Regions from separate parts of the Homo sapiens genome. Here region 2 is linked to region 1. Evidence: chromatin loops called from intact Hi-C (ENCODE). Cell type or tissue: heart left ventricle. All regions are shown on one strand.

The links. Hi-C counts contacts between places; a loop is a spot of excess contacts. Peaks named below come from ENCODE experiments on the same cell type or tissue, not always from the same donor. Only the 100,000 strongest peaks of a DNase experiment are listed, where the experiment ranks them.
Region 2: it touches region 1 in a loop (2.2-fold over the local background); 2 of 110 quality-filtered maps call a loop at or near these places.

The regions. Positions count from the first base shown.
Region 1 is chr17:38,731,047-38,739,046 of GRCh38, reverse strand. CISD3 (CDGSH iron sulfur domain 3) reads right to left here. Exons shown (of 4, transcript NM_001136498.2): 3 at 7,608-7,727; 4 at 3,442-5,771. The coding sequence ends at 5,592. It overlaps PCGF2 (polycomb group ring finger 2), which reads left to right. Exons shown (of 11, transcript NM_007144.3): 7 at 186-294; 8 at 452-506; 9 at 599-694; 10 at 2,877-2,957; 11 at 3,447-5,149. The coding sequence ends at 3,824. It also overlaps the pseudogene RNA5SP440. Among named protein-coding and RNA genes, the nearest start is that of CISD3, 4.7 kb to the right of the region's middle. RefSeq lists enhancers at 3,597-4,124, 7,373-7,910. In heart left ventricle, CTCF peaks have their summits at 3,779 (motif pointing right) and 5,036 (motif pointing left); a DNase peak (open chromatin) is centred at 3,766; H3K4me3 peaks cover 1,005 bases; H3K27ac peaks cover 1,796 bases.
Region 2 is chr17:38,460,235-38,468,234 of GRCh38, reverse strand. It overlaps ARHGAP23 (Rho GTPase activating protein 23), which reads right to left. Exons shown (of 24, transcript NM_001199417.2): 3 at 7,303-7,330; 4 at 5,294-5,389; 5 at 5,039-5,117; 6 at 4,853-4,907; 7 at 904-2,068. Among named protein-coding and RNA genes, the nearest start is that of ARHGAP23, 36 kb to the right of the region's middle. RefSeq lists enhancers at 2,612-3,403, 7,261-7,889 and a silencer at 4,413-4,707. In heart left ventricle, no CTCF peak of the experiment used is centred here; DNase peaks (open chromatin) are centred at 2,674, 3,314, 3,744, 4,624 and 1 weaker place; H3K4me3 peaks cover 2,365 bases; H3K27ac peaks cover 4,478 bases.

The DNA.
Region 1 (8,000 bases):
TGTGTGTGCACAGTCTTGCCTGGGACCATGTAGGTGTGTAGCGCTACCCCTCACCCTCTGACCTCCTCCGCGCACACCTCTCCAGAAGGTGGCTGGGCTCACCTGGCTGAGTTCATGATCTCTGGGTCCTTGGCGGGCTCCCTTCCTACATCCTCCGCCAACCCGAGAGCTCTTTCCTTCTGCAGTCCCCAACGGCTCCAATGAGGACCGCGGCGAGGTCTTGGAGCAGGAGAAGGGGGCTCTGAGTGATGATGAGATTGTCAGCCTCTCCATCGAATTCTACGAAGGTGCCAGGCAAGTCTGGCCCAGGCTGGCCCCTTCTGGGTTCCTAGTCTGGGTAACCCCTTCTCCCACCCAGGACCCTCTCTGGATGTGTCCATTGAGGGATCATCCTCCTGGGTCTCCTGGTTCTTCCTGGGTCTTCCTAGCTTCATTCTTTCTCCGTCCCCAGGGACCGGGACGAGAAGAAGGGCCCCCTGGAGAATGGGGATGGGGACAAAGAGAAAGTGAGTGCTGGGGCCTGCCCAGGACTGGAATGTGGGCTGGGAGGGAGTGGCCTGGGGTGGATCCCCTACCATGGGTGCCTGTGCCCCAGCAGACAGGGGTGCGCTTCCTGCGATGCCCAGCAGCCATGACCGTCATGCATCTTGCCAAGTTTCTCCGCAACAAGATGGATGTGCCCAGCAAGTACAAGGTGGGTCCCTGGGCCTTTCAAAAAATGAGTGTCTGTGTATGGGTGTGTCAGACAGTCTGTGCAGCCCAGCCATTGGTCAGAGCTGGCTAGGTGTCACCCAGGGCTTGCGCGGTTAACTGAGCCCATGCGTTAACAGAAGGGTGGTTGAAACCAAGATTGGGGGCAGTCTAGGGGTGTTGAAGTCAGTGTGCAGTGGTGCATGGGACCAAGACGGTGTGTATGTGTGCATGTTGCACACTCGGAACTGTGGCAGAGGTGAGTGCAAAAAACGCAGGGCCTCCTCAGGCTGGTTGGCTGTGGGAAGGCTAGTCTGAAATTCCAACGGAGCTCCAGGACATAGCTTTTCAAGCTTGAATGTATATGTGTCCCCTGGAGATCTTGTTAAAATGCAGATTCTGATTTATTTAGTAGATTCCATATTTCCTTTTTTTTTTTTTTTTTTGAGATGGAGTCTTGCTCTGTCACCAGGCTAGAGTGCAGTGGAGCGATCTCGGCTCACTGCAACCTCCGCCTACCGGATTCAAGCGATTCTCCTGCCTCAGCCTCCCGAGTAGCTGGGATTACAGGCGCCTGCCACCACACCTGGCTAATTTTTGTAGTTTTAGTAGAGACAGGGTTTCACCATGTTGGCCAGGCTGGTCTTAAACTCCTGACCTCGTGATCCACCCCACCTTGGCCTCCCAAAGTGCTGGGATTACAGGCATGAGCCACGGCACCCGGCCAGATTCCATATTTCTAACAAGCTCCTAGGTACTGAAGGTCCATGGATCACACTCTAGGACAGTGGATCCTAAACTGTTGCCTGTTAAATCTCATGAGTTAACTCACATCTTACCAGTTAAGTCAGAATTTCTGGGGGTAAGATGCAGGCATTGATTTTTTGTTTTTGCTTTTTTTGTTTCCCCTTTGTCACGCAGGCTGGAGTGCAGTGGCATCATCTTGGCTCACTGCAATCTCCACCTCCTGGTTTAAAGTGATTCTTGTGCCTCAGCCTCCCAAGTAGCTGGGACTACAGGTACATGCCACCACACGTGGCTAATTTTTGTACTTTCAGTATAGACAGGGTTTCACCATGTTGGCCAGGCTGGTCTCCAACTCCTGGCCTCAAGTGACCCACCCGCTTCAGCCTCCCAAAGCTCTGGGATTACAGGTGTGAGCCACCGCACCTAGCCAGGCATTGGTGGGTTTTTGGTTTTTTGTTTGTTTGTTTGTTTTTTGAGACAGAGTCTTGCTCTTGTTGCCCAGGCTGGAGTGCAATGGCAGGATCTTGGCTCACCGCAACCTCTGCTGACCCCCCGGGCTCAAGCGATTCTCCCACCTTAGCCTCCCGAGTAGCTGGGATACAGGCATGTGGCACCACACCCGGCTAATTCTGTTTTTTTAGTAGAGACGGGGTTTCTCCATGTTGGTTTGGCTGGTCTTGAATTCTCGGCCTCCCAAAGCTCTGGGATTATAGGCTTGAGCCACCGCACTTGGCCTAGGCATTGGTGTTTGTTTTTTGTTTTGTTTTGTTTTTTTTGAGACGGAGTCTCGCTCTGTCGCCCAGGCTGGAGTTCAGGGGCACTATCTCCGCTCACTGCAAGCTCCGCCTCCCGGGTTCACGCCATTCTCCTGCCTCAGCCTCCCGAGTAGCTGGGACTACAGACACCCGCCACCACGCCCAGCTAATTTTTTGTATTTTTAGTAGAGACGGGGTTTCACCACGTTAGCCAGGATGGTCTCGATCTCCTGACCTTGTGATCCGCCCGCCTTGGCCTCCCAAAGTGCTGGGATTACAGGCATGAGCCACCGCACCCGGCCACATTGGTGTTTTTTAAAGCTCCCTGGGTGATTCCATTTTGCAGCTGGGGGTGAGAGCCAGAGTTCCAGGAGATCCCCCTGAGCCTTTTCAGCTCCTCTGGGCGACCTGCCAGAGATAGGAGACCCAGACAGCTGTGTGCATGGTGGGACCAGAGGCTGCTAACAATAGGGGAAACTTCTCTGGAACCCTTCCTGCCTGGTGGTCAGGAGTTATGTTGGAACAACTCTGACAGGGAAGTCAAATCCACAGTGAAATCCCAGAGAAATAAGGGACCATCTGTAAATCCACCCTTCCCATTGCCCCGCCTCCCAGTCCCCCACATTCCCAGCCTGGAGCCCCGAGCTGGCCAGGGTCATGGTGTCCTCCGCTTCCCTCCCCCAGGTGGAGGTTCTGTACGAGGACGAGCCACTGAAGGAATACTACACCCTCATGGACATCGCCTACATCTACCCCTGGCGGCGGGTGAGCCAGCGAGTGGGGCGGGCAGGGAGCAGACTCCCACAGGGTCTGGCATAGGTCTGTGGCCACATGGGCCACCCTTCTGTAATCAGAGACAGTCTGTCCCTTATCCCATGAGCTGCATGTCCAGGGTGGCTTGCTACAGCAGGTCAGCCTCTGGGCCATCTCTTGCGGATGACTTTCCGCTCAGGAGACAAGGCTCCCTGGGCAGACGGTGTCCCCAGATTTGGGGGCAGAAATAGGTGCTGGCAGCTGCCGTGTGTTTGCCTCCCTCTCTCCCGTCTCCTCTCTGACGGAGTCTCTGCTCTTAGACCTTTTCCCTCTCTGGGTCTTCATGCACCCTGTATCCTTGTCTCTCTCCTCTCCAAGGCCCCATCCCATCCCTTTTTTCGAGTTTGGACACTGTGGGGTGGAGATGGTGGCCCTTTAGTTGGACTCTGTCTCCTGATACCTTCCCCTTCCCTGTGTCTCTCCTCCCCACTCTCCCCGCAGAACGGGCCTCTCCCCCTCAAGTACCGTGTCCAGCCAGCCTGCAAGCGGCTCACCCTAGCCACGGTGCCCACCCCCTCCGAGGGCACCAACACCAGCGGGGCGTCCGAGTGTGAGTCAGTCAGCGACAAGGCTCCCAGCCCTGCCACCCTGCCAGCCACCTCCTCCTCCCTGCCCAGCCCAGCCACCCCATCCCATGGCTCTCCCAGTTCCCATGGGCCTCCAGCCACCCACCCTACCTCCCCCACTCCCCCTTCGACAGCCAGTGGGGCCACCACAGCTGCCAACGGGGGTAGCTTGAACTGCCTGCAGACACCATCCTCCACCAGCAGGGGGCGCAAGATGACTGTCAACGGCGCTCCCGTGCCCCCCTTAACTTGAGGCCAGGGACCCTCTCCCTTCTTCCAGCCAAGCCTCTCCACTCCTTCCACTTTTTCTGGGCCCTTTTTTCCACCTCTTCTACTTTCCCCAGCTCTTCCCACCTTGGGGGTGGGGGGCGGGTTTTATAAATAAATATATATATATATGTACATAGGAAAAACCAAATATACATACTTATTTTCTATGGACCAACCAGATTAATTTAAATGCCACAGGAAACAAACTTTATGTGTGTGTGTATGTGTGGAAAATGGTGTTCATTTTTTTTGGGGGGGGTCTTGTGTAATTTGCTGTTTTTGGGGGTGCCTGGAGATGAACTGGATGGGCCACTGGAGTCTCAATAAAGCTCTGCACCATCCTCGCTGTTTCCCAAGGCAGGTGGTGTGTTGGGGGCCCCTTCAGACCCAAAGCTTTAGGCATGATTCCAACTGGCTGCATATAGGAGTCAGTTAGAATCGTTTCTTTCTCTCCCCGTTTCTCTCCCCATCTTGGCTGCTGTCCTGCCTCTGACCAGTGGCCGCCCCCCACGTTGTTGAATGTCCAGAAATTGCTAAGAACAGTGCCTTTTACAAATGCAGTTTATCCCTGGTTCTGAGGAGCAAGTGCAGGGTGGAGGTGGCACCTGCATCACCTCCTCCTCTTGCAGTGGAAACTTTGTGCAAAGAATAGATAGTTCTGCCTCTTTTTTTTTTTTTCCTGTGTGTGTGGCCTTTGCATCATTTATCTTGTGGAAAAGAAGATTCAGGCCCTGAGAGGTCTCAGCTCTTGGAGGAGGGCTAAGGCTTTAGCATTGTGAAGCGCTGCACCCCCACCAACCTTACCCTCACCGGGGAACCCTCACTAGCAGGACTGGTGGTGGAGTCTCACCTGGGGCCTAGAGTGGAAGTGGGGGTGGGTTAACCTCACACAAGCACAGATCCCAGACTTTGCCAGAGGCAAACAGCCTTCCAATTGCCCCTCCACCCCCAGCTGAGGCCCGGTCACCTGGTCAGGACAGAGCAACTGCATCTAAAAGCACAAGAAGACAGAAACCTGTAAGCTCTGACCCCACCCCCACCCCTTGAGAGGTCAGCGGACCACCTCCTTAGGGACAGACCCTGGCAGGTCGCTGCCCACCGAGATTTCCTCAAGTGTGCATAGATCTGAGAGGAGTCGGGAGTCGAGACTCGAGATTCCATCATAGCGTAGGTGTGTGGGGTTGGGAGCCCCCTGATGGGCTTGTCTGTGTTTGCACCTTGTCCTGTGTCTGAGGTCCTGTGACTGTACCCTCCTTTGCCCTGGGACATCTGTATCTCTTGGCTTTGTAATAAATGCTGCATACTTTCTGGAGCCTGTAGTTCTTTGGGGTGGAGGGAAGAAGGGAAGGGTGCCTCTCATCTCTGGGTTTAGCCTGGCTTGGGGACCCCATACAGAATGAATCTGAACTGCCCTCTCCTGTGGCTGGTCAGGTGCCCCCAGCCCACAGAGAGGTTAAAATCTGGAGCAGGAGGCAGCACGTGGGCCTCATAGCAGTGACTGCAGGACTACCAGTCTGGTTGGGCAGGCTTGTTTTTGCCATCTTCCCCATCAGCAAACATTGAACCAGGGCCCACTCCCGCCTGCCCCAGACTGGAGACTTTTAGGTTATAAGGAATAATTCTTCCTTCATGAGCCAGCAGTGGGTACCAGAGTCTCTTGGGCTCAGCACCTGTTTCCTTTCCCACAGAAGGGGGTGCCTGTCAGAGGCCTGGAGCCAAGGCCACCTGTGGCTGGACAGCAGCAGCCCCCTCAGAGTGGGGAGCCCACTTCTGCCTTCTGCACGCGCTCACTCCTGTGGGTGCCATCGCAGTACGGGGGCCTCTGAGTGGCCTTGCAGGTACAGAGTGCCACCATGCGGGTCTCTTGGGCCTTGAACTTGAGTGGAGATAGGCCAGTGCGTTGGAAGAAGTGGGAGCCGTCACAGAAGGGCTGGTGGGGGAAAGACAGGAGTCAAAGACCTGACCCCACCTGCTGGGGCAGGGCAGGGCAGGCTGCAGGAGCTCAGGGGGAGTGGAGCACAGTGGTTAGGGTACAGGCTCCAGAGCAAGACTGCCAAGGCTCACTGAGTGACCTCTCTTATCTGTAATGTGGGGGTGATAAGAGTAGAGTTGTATGAGGAAATAAAATATGATCGTGATGCACTTTGCCTATAGTAAGTGTCTGGTAAGTATTTACAGAGTCTTTATAGCATTAGTCTCTGGGACACCCAGAGGGCCAGGACACTAATAGAGTGTGAGTGTGTGTGTGTGTGTGTGTGTGTGTGTGTCTCTGAGTCTCCACTGGATCATGAAATTCATTTACTTCCCATGTTCCTGGGTTAAAACTTCTTTGGGCTGGAGAGTACACTGTGGTAGCAATTTTGTTTGGCTCCAGGGAATAACTGGGCACGTGACAGGGAGTGAAGGTTACAAGGAGGAGGGGATGCCCCATAGCAAACTGGCTGGCTGGCACAGAAGTGTACTCCCCATCCCAGAAGCCGCTCAAGCAGAGACTGGGTAATGGAAACAGGCCCAGAAAGGTGACATGCCTTGCTAGCTGAAGGCAGAGCTGGTGCCAAGGCCTTTTTTTTTGACAGGGTCTCACTCTGTTGCCCAGGCTGGAGTGCAGTGATGCAAACACGGCTCACTGTAGCCTCAACCTCCTGGGGTCAAGCGGTCCTCCTTCCTCAGCCTCCAGTATGGCTGGGAACACAGGCCTGCCTCCATGCTAGTCTTTGGTGGGGGTAGAGGCATTTGTAGAAGCGGGGTCTCAACTTTGTTGCCCAGACTGTTCTTGAACTCCTGGACTCAAAAGAGCCTCCTGCCTTGGCCTCGCAAAGTGCTGGGATTACAGGTGAGCCACCTCGCCTGGCTGAACCAAGGCCTCTTGACATTGGAGTTAGGGTGGGATGGAAAGGAGATGAGAGAAGCGTGCAAATAGAAACCAGCAACTTGTCTTAGAGGGCTTGAGGTGCATGGACCTAAGTGGGACTCAAGGACCCTGGGCTGCTGACACCATGCCACATAGCTTGAAGGAATACCAGTCAGAGCTCTGCTCAGGAAGGAAAGGGGCCAGGGAGGCAAACAATATGGGCAGGTTCCTGCTGGGACGAAAGGCTCCTGGGCAGAAGGGGAAGCAAGTGGGGCAGGCAGTGAAGCTGAGAAGACAGCAAACTGTGGCAAGCGGCCAGGAAGTCCCATAAACTGAGAAGGAAGAGTTTTCTGGAAGAAGAGTAGAGAGGGGCACAGGGGAAGGCTGGGAGGCTTTGGAGGCAGGAGAGCCTGAGCAGAATCTCTTCCCAATGTGTCTATGGCCATACCACCCTGAATGCGCCCAATCTCATCTGATCTCGGAAGCTAAGCAGGGTCAGGCCTGGTTAGTACTTGGATGGAAGACCGCCAGGAAATACCAGGTGCTGTAGGCTTTTGGGGTTCAAGGCCTGGGAATCTGTGGCCCAGGCGCTTCCTGGAAGGAGACAGGGAAGGGCCAGGTGAGCTTCGCCATGCAGTGCACCTCTGAGAAACAAACAGCTCCAGAAGAGCCCACTGGAAGCCTGGCCACACCAGGCTGGCTGCGTGACTGAGTTTCTGTCTCTCTGGCTTCATTGCAAGGGGTAGATGCAGTGAGCTTAAGGTTGCTGGTGGCACTGGCCTTTTGTTCCCAAGCCCCCTTGGTGTCCCTCAGGTATGTGTGGGAAGAATAAGATCATCCTGGGTGGGAACTCACTGGAGACACCAGGCTGTTCCTAGCCAGAGGTATCAGTAGGAAGGCAGACAGGGGTCTCACCTGCTTCTTGCTGCGGCCACACACACACCACCTGTAGGTTTTCCCTGCCACCAGCTCCACCTTGATGGGGGTCTTCAGGGCCACCACGGACCTGGCTGGGGTTCTAGGGAACCACTGGGCCTGTGGCCAGGGAAGATGAGGGGCTCAGGGTTAGCTCAAGCCCTGGAAGCACCGTCCGGCCTGCGACCCTTCCTAGTTTCCCACTGGCCTGTGTGTGTGGCAGGTTTCCTCTACAAGAGGCTGATCTGATGCCACCCAACAAGACCGTTCCCCAGGACACCATAGGACCGTGAGCTTTGGACAGGGAGATTTCAAAGCCATGCAGGCACTCAGGTTTCAGGGTCCAGCTGCCTTCCCTCAAACGCTGGCTCCCACCTGCGTGCTAGGGAAGGC
Region 2 (8,000 bases), 270 kb after region 1:
CCCCAGTGACTAATGAGACCCTTGGGCCTGAAAGGGTCCTCACAACCTGGAAGGGGGTCCTGCCTCTCTCCCTTCAGGGTCTTTGCATATTCTATTCCCTCTCCTTGAATATTCTTCCCCTGATAAACTCCTTCTCATCCTTCAAGTCTTAGCCCAAATGTTCTTTCTCCAAGATTCTCACCATAGCCCTTCTCTGAGCCCGTCTCCTCAAGCTCCCTGTCCCACGACACGCCCATCCCAATGGATTGTCCCTGCATGTCCAACACCCTCTGCTGGGCCATCCAGTCCAGGAGAGCATGGAGCCATGCACAGGGCCTGACACAAATATCTGTTGAGTCGATGGAGGGATGGAGGGTGGATGGAAAGGACAAAGAGGGAAAGATACAAAGGGAAGATGGAAGGAAGAATGGGAGAATGGAAGGAAGAGTCAAAGGAAAGAAAGATGGATGAATGGGTGGAAGAAAGGATGGAACAAATGAATGAACAAAAGAAGGAGGGAGAGAGGAAGGAAAGAAGGAAGAATAGATGGATGGATAGATGGATGAATGGATGGAACAAATGAATGAACAAAGGAGGGAGAGAGGAAGGAAAGAAGGAAGGAAGAACAGATGATGGATGGATGGATGGATGGGGAGAGGGAAAAAAGAAAGAGTGCGTGGAAAGATGCTGAAAGGATAAATGAATGAGAGGTAGGATGGAAGAAAGGATGACAGAGAACAGAAAGAAAGATGGAAGAACAGATGGATGGATGGATGAACAGATGAATGAATTGACAGAGAAACAAGATGATCCCACCAGCACCCAGCCGAATTCTGCCCATGGCAGACAGGCAGATGGGGTACAGCAGGACACAGACAGCCGACAGCTAAGTCCCCCAGGACAGCCACATGTACCATCACTCACCAATAAAGGGGATGGAAGCCAGAGAGTCTTCGGTGGTGGCCAAAGGGGCCACCTTCCTGCCCAGGCGTTCCCCTCGCCCACTGGCCTCTGGCTCTGGGGACTCGTCACCAAATCCAAGGTTCATCTGTCTTGCGGGGGTCAGCTGAACCTTGCGGCCCGTCGGGGGCTTCTGCCTCAGGACCACCTCATCGCCGCGATCCTCCGCAGGAGGCTCCAGGGCCCGGGTGCTGGGTTCCGGCCGTACAACCCTGGGTGGCTCGGAGGCCTCTGGTGGGAATGACGCAGGGGACTGGGCCAGGTTGAAGGTAGGCAGCCCCCCAAAGGGTGAGTCCCGGAAGGAGAGCGCATGGAGGAGGCCGGTCCGGCGCTGGAATGATGGGCTGTAGCTCCGGTAGCCGATGTACCCGAGGTCATCCAGGCCCTGCAGGCCAGACGGGGGTGGGGCCTGGGGCCCTGGCAGGTCCCGAGTTGGGCAGGCGGGGGTGCGGGCAGACGAACGCTGGGAAGCCCAGCCACACCGCTCAAAGCGGGGTGACACCAGTGCCCCTGGCCCCAGTGCCTCGGCAGAACGGGTGGCCCGGCTCAAGTAGTCATCTGAGCGAGCTCGGTGCCAGCCCTCCTGGCCCAGCTGGCTCAAAGCATCCTGGGAGGTGGAGCAGGGCCACGGGCGGGGGGCAGCCACCTCCTCCAACCGGTCCTGGGAGGCGCTGCGGGCCCGGGGGGCCATGGCTGGGCACCGTCTCTCCCCCGCCCGGCGGGGTACCTGGTTTGACAGCCAGTGTGACAAGGCCTGCTGGCACTCCAGTCTGCTGGGGGGCACCCGGCTGCCAGGCTCTGGGAAGGCACGGGGCGTCCGGGGCTCCGAGGAGAGGTGGGGGAAGGCACCAGGGCTGGGGCGGGGCTGGCTCATCCCCAAGGAAGAGTTGTCCAGGTGGGCACGGGCAGCAGGTGGCACACGGAGCCCCGGGTCACTCCAGGCAGCAGGACTCCGGGGGTCACTGGGCAGTGCTGAGGTGGGCTCAGGCACCATAGTGGCCCTGGTGGAGGCCCGGGCAGGAGGGGCGTAGGTCTTGCGGGGGTAGCAGATCGGGGGTGGCTCTGGGATGCTGCGGGCCTCTCCAGAATACGGCTCGTTCCCTTTCAGGTAGGCATCCTGGGAGTAGGCCTGGCCAGAGACACAGAGACAGGTAAGCAGGGCCAGACAAGTCCCACAGGGTAGGGGAACGGCAGCCCGAGGAGGTCAAGGAGCCCAGGAGGGAAATGAAGGGAGAGGACCAAGCGGTGGGGGGAACGAGGGAGAGGCATAAGTGGGTGGGGGTGGAAGGGCAGGTCCAGGGAGAGAACAAAGAAGAAGCAAGAAGCCTTTGAGACGCAGGCAAACTCCAGCAAAAGTGGGATTTCGCTAAGACTGTGACAAGGACTGCCCTAGCCACAAACATTCCAGCATCTGTTTCCTGGGGTCCTCCCCCAGTCCTGGCCTCCACCGCCTGCCTGCCCCCTTATGTCCACCAATGCCCAAAGCTCCTCGGGTGGAGCCGGAAAACCCCACCGAGACCAGTCAAGGTGGCAGATGAGAGAAGAAAGCCGGCTAGGGGTGTGTCTGGGTGGGGCAGAGGCTGGCAGAGCCCAGCTGTCCCTCCATCCCCGGGAATGGGGAGCTGGCTCCTGAGCCACAGGGGTGAGAAGGAGTTTGCCCACCTCCTGCCAGGCTTGAAGGAGGGGACTTGAGCCACCTTCTGCCACCCCTGGGCCTGGAATTTGGCACTGGGAGCTGAGGCTGACGCTGCATTGCTAAGGAGTGACAGGGCCAGCGCCCAGGCCCAGCCAAAAAAGGAGTCAGCTCCCAGGGACAGCGGCCTTGTGGCCTGGGCCCAGCCTGGCCCCTGCTGAGCTGCCCAGGAGCCTAACTCAAGGCAAAGAACCAAAGGGTGGGAGGGTGAAACCAAACACACACACACACCACACTACAAGGAGACACTGGAAGATACACACCCAGAGACACACACACACACAGTAGAACACAATGAAACACACACAAATAACTACACCTCCAGTCCCAGGCACAAACATCATGTGATGAGGACAAGCTAAACCACACCCCCGCACACTCAGCCCCCTCCAGCTGGCACAGGGCCGGCACACACATACCTCTCCCTCCTGCCATCCCGCCGTCTCCCCAGGCTCCCGGCATCATCACGGCGGCGGCAGCATCCCAGCCCGCCTCCGCCCACCCCCAGCTCCGGCTAACCCCGCCACTGACCACTGTGTTGCCCTGGCCAGGGCCTCCGGTCCCCCTCCGTCTGCCCTCCCTGCGGCTCCCCCTCACCCCCACCCGACTCTCTCTCGGCTGGCTGGCGGGAGGAGGAGGGAGGAGAGGATGGGTGTGGAGGGGCCTCGCCGCGTCGGTGGTGGCGTCAGCAGCTGCCGAGGCCCGATTGGCCTCCAGCCTTGGCTTCCAACCACAGGAATGCCTGGGCCCCACCCTCCGGCTGGCAGAGATGCGGGGGCCAGTGGAGGCCCCCAGATGCTGTCATCTGGCGCTGCCAGCCCACCCCAGCCTGGGCAGCAGAACTTGAGGCTACTGCCCTTCCCACTCCTTGCCCCTGCCAACTGGAGAGAGTGGGGGACACCCTAGGGTCCCACCCTGTCACTGCCCCATAGCTGGCCTCGCCTCAGCCTGGGGGAGCTGTACAGGCAGGGCCTTGAGACTTGGGGTAAGCAGTCCACCTCAGATCCCCCCCTCCTTCCTCCCTCTCCCCAGGAAGAGCAAGGGGACAATCGAGGTCAGGGGTGGAGGTTTCCAGAAGGGCATCATGCCAGGCATGGCACTGTGATTACAGTGATTAGGAGAGTGCGTCCAAGGCAGAAGCCAGCACAGCGGCTCCCAGGGCCTCCCCAGGGACAGTGACCTCAGGGGCAAGTAAGCCGCCATCTGGCTGGGACCCATGAGACCAGGGAGGTGGGCACTGGGCAAAGCGGACCGCCGGGGCTCCAGGCACAAAGAGGCAGTGTGTGAGTGTGAGTGTGTGTGTGTGTGTGTGGAAGGGTATGCTTGGGAGTGCAGGGCCTGCTTCGTGCAGTGTCTGGGCCACGCTCTCTGTGTGGCAGGCTGGATGCTGTCTTCTAGGTATGCTGAGGTGTCGAATGTATAAATTTGGAGTCCTGTGACACGGGTGGGCGCACGTGCTGAGATGGGCAGGAGGATGCCGCGGTGTTTGCGAGCATACATGTTGTGATAGTGCGGCGTGGGTGTGTAGTTGTGGAGGTCCGAGTGTGCAAGGTACTATGCTGTTTGTACTGCAGGGAGCCAAGGGGCTGGTGAGTGTGTCGTGTTTTAATGTTTGTGGGTGTGTGTTGTGGTGCACTTCGCTGTATGAGGGTGAACTGTGGCAGTGGGTGCTTGTGTGGTTGTCTGTATTGCGGCACGTGCCTGGTGCTGCATGTGTGTTGTGGTGTGCTTCGTGCTATACAGAGGGTGGGACTGTGGGGCTGTGCTGTGTGGCTGTGTACTGCTCGGGTACTGTGTGGTGCACATGACGGTGGGTGGGGTGCAGTGTGCTGAGCAGTGTTCGATGTGTGCTCGGTGCCTGTGTGGACACACCCACCAGAGACACCCTCACTCAGGGCCAGACAGGGAGGGGGTGCAGGGAAGAGGCATCTCTCCTAGGAGCTGACAAGAACGTGCCAGGCTGGCAGAGCCTGCTGGGCCACCCTCCTTCCAGATACCCTGGCAGGAATCCTGCCTGCCAAGGCCAGGTCTCCCGCTCCCCCAGCACAGAGCAGCTCCGAATGAAGCAACAACCAGCCCCAGCCCAGGGAGGGGCCTGGCATCCCCAACTGGGCAATGTCGGCCTGTGCCCTCCAAACACTTCCTTCTCTGCCTCCCAGGGGAGCCGGTGCTGCCCCAGGGCTCAGGGGTCTCCTCTCAGGCCACAGGGGCTGGACTCACCAGCTGGAGGATGTCCTCGTCCTTGGGCATGATAGACAGCTCCAGAGTGTCATCACTACAGAGACAGGCAGAACGTCAGGCTGGGTCAAGGAACAGGGTCCAGGAGGAAGGGATCCTGGTCTCCAGGGCATCCCCAGGGCAAAGGGGAGGGGAGATAATATGGGACGAGGGGTCAGGGACACTCACCTATTCTGGATCAGAGCTATGACCTGAGAGTAGGTCTTCCCAATGACGCTTTCCCCATTCACCTTTACCAGCCGGTCTCCTGGGGACAAGGAGCGCATGAGTGGTGACCAAAGGGCATCAAAGGCCCCATCTGAGAACCCCTGTACCAGGCATGGCTAACACTGTGGGGACAGGAGCCTCCCCAACACCTGGATCTGAGAATAAAATCCTAGCCAGAAGGTAGAAAGTAGAGCCCAGGTAACTGGGCCAGCTCACCTGTGCGAAGCCCCGCCCTATGGGCAGGGCCGTCTTCCTTCACATTCTTGACAAAGATGGTGTCCATGGGCTCCAGGCGGTACCGGGGGGAGGGTCCTAGTGGGCATCAGCCAGGTTAGCTGGGGGTGGCTGGGGAAGGTCACACCCATGCACAGCTACACACACAGGGGACACACACTCAGAGAATGATTGCACTCGTCCGGTCACAAACATGCACAGGCTCAAACATCCACGAGGACACTGGACAGGTCCATGGAGGCACAGAACCCAACAGGAGGACACAGACCTGGGAGAAAGAAAACCTATGGGGACATACAAAGAGTCACTCCGTAAACACCTCCTGTGTCCTCTTCATGTGCTAAAAACTACACTAAAAAGGATGAACAGGCCAGGCATGGTAGCTCACGCCTGTAATCCCAGTACTTTGGGAGGCCAAGGCGGGTGGATCACTTGAGGTCAGGAGTTCGAGACCAGCCTGGCCAATATGGTGAATCTCTGTCTCTACTAAAAATACAAAAATTAGCTGTGTGTGGTGGCACGCATGCCTGTAATCCCAGCTACTCAGGAGGCTGAGGCAGGAGAAACACTTGAACCTGGGAGGCAGAGGTTGTGGTAAGCCGGGATTGTGCCACTGCACTCCAGCCTGGGTGACAAAGTAAGACACTGTCTCAAAAAAAAAAAAAAAAAAAAAAAAGGCCGGGTGCGGTGGTTCACGCCTGTAATCCCAGCACTTTGGGAGGCCGAGACAGATCATGAGGTCAGGAGTTCAAGACCAGCCTGGCCAACATGGTGAAACCCTGTCTCTACTAAAAAATAAAAAAATTAGCCGGGCGCGGTGGCGGGCACCTGTAATCCCAGCTACTCAGGAGGCTGAGGCAGAAGAATTGCTTGAACCCGGGAGGTGGAGGTTGCAGTGAGCCCGGATAGCACCACTGCACTCCAGCCTGGGTGACAGAGCAAGACTCCATCTCAAAAGAAAAAAAAAGGATGAACAAGCACAGCCCTTGTCCTTCCAGAGCTCCCTGTCCAGTGGGGGAGGCAGATTCTCACACACACATGTGCAGCACACACAAGTCACGAGACAGAGGAAAGGGCGCCATACAAGAGGCCATAACAGTTCTGAAGACATGTGGCAGAGTCAGACGCCCTCCTCACAGGGATGCCCACTCCCGCAGACCCAGCAAGACACCTAATACTCACATCCCCCACCTCCTCCCTTCCCCAGGCTCAAGGGACTCCAAGCAGAGGTCCGAGGCCCCTAGGGTGGGCACAAATCGCATTGCACCCCAACAAAGTTTCTCTGCTCCTAAGTGCTGCTAACTCTAAGCTAACAGAGAAATGGGCCGCTCTAGGTCAGCGGGCTCCTCCCTCATCACGGCCTCTGGATGGGGATGCAGGAGTGTCCTATGGCTGCCCAGCGAAAGCCCCAGTGGCAGAGCAGGAAGGCTGCCAGAGAAGGCACTCTGCCTTGAATAACCTGGGGGCCTGGGTGTCCACCAGGGGCCTCTGGGGAGCAAGAGCCACAGCAAGGGGAGTCAGGCTCACATCATATGAGAGAAAGACCTTGGGGGATCCCTGACTTCCACCAGGACTCCACTGTCTCCGCCTCCAAGGACAGCCTTTGCTCAGCGCTCCCACCACCAGCCCCCAGGCCCTGCAGCCCTGCCCTGCCTTGTTCTAGGCTGGGAGCAGCTTGAGGGCAGGGGCCAGGTGGCAGACACCCATCTGCGCCCCAGAGTGCCGCCCACAGTGTGCCGAGCTCAGCAAACTTCTGTGGAGGAAATGCCCAAGGGAGACAAATGTGCGAAAAGAAAGGGGGAGGACAGAGAGAGTGAGGAGGAGGTGCCCAGAGGGGGCCAGACCAGGGGCACAGACAGGAGCAAAGGCAGGAACAGGAGTCAAGGGAGGGGGGCACAGAAAAGGACAGGCAGTCTTAGGGGAGGACAGGGAGAGACAGGAGCTGGAAGAGGAGTCCCGTGCAGGTCCAGCGCCCGCCAGTCCTCCCTTACCTCCTCCACGGCCTCCATTCTCTTCCTCCTGCAGGGAACAGAGGAGTGGGTGTGGGCGTCAGTCCAGCCCTCAGCAGCCAGGGGTGGCCCAGCTCCAGTGGGCAGGGCCCCTTCAGGTTCCCGCCACCCCTTATCTCCTCCCAAGTAGCCCAGCAGGGGAGGGTGCGGGAGGGGTGTCCGAGGGGCACCAAGTCCGAGGCCAAGTTCCCCAGTGACATGTGCTCCCATCGCCTCAACACCCTAACCATCAGGGAACCCGCAATCCAACAAGTGACCCAAGACCCCTTCCCTGGGGGAGCTCCCAGCCCAACGAGGGAGGCATCACACAGGCTCACACACACAGAAGACGCGGGCAGTCACAGATAGGCACGTGACAAGCGCAAACTACAGCTATCAGCTCCAGGGAATACCAAGGGGAGGACTGATTAGAGTCCTCCTGGGGAGGGGACTCAAAAGACATCTGAGGGTGGCGGGTAGAAGGCACTGTGGACAAGGGAGGCGGGGTGTGCAGACGCTGGCTGGCAGGGATAAGCGCTCACAGCACACCAGGGGCTGAATCGCTGAGTTAAAGGAGAAAGTCAACAACAGCAAGTGACAATACTCAGGCTAAAGCACTCAGGCTTACAGGACAGAAAGAGGGAGCCAATGGAAGTTCTTCTGTGAGAGAGAGTGGAGGTGAAAATGAGAGTTAGGGGAGA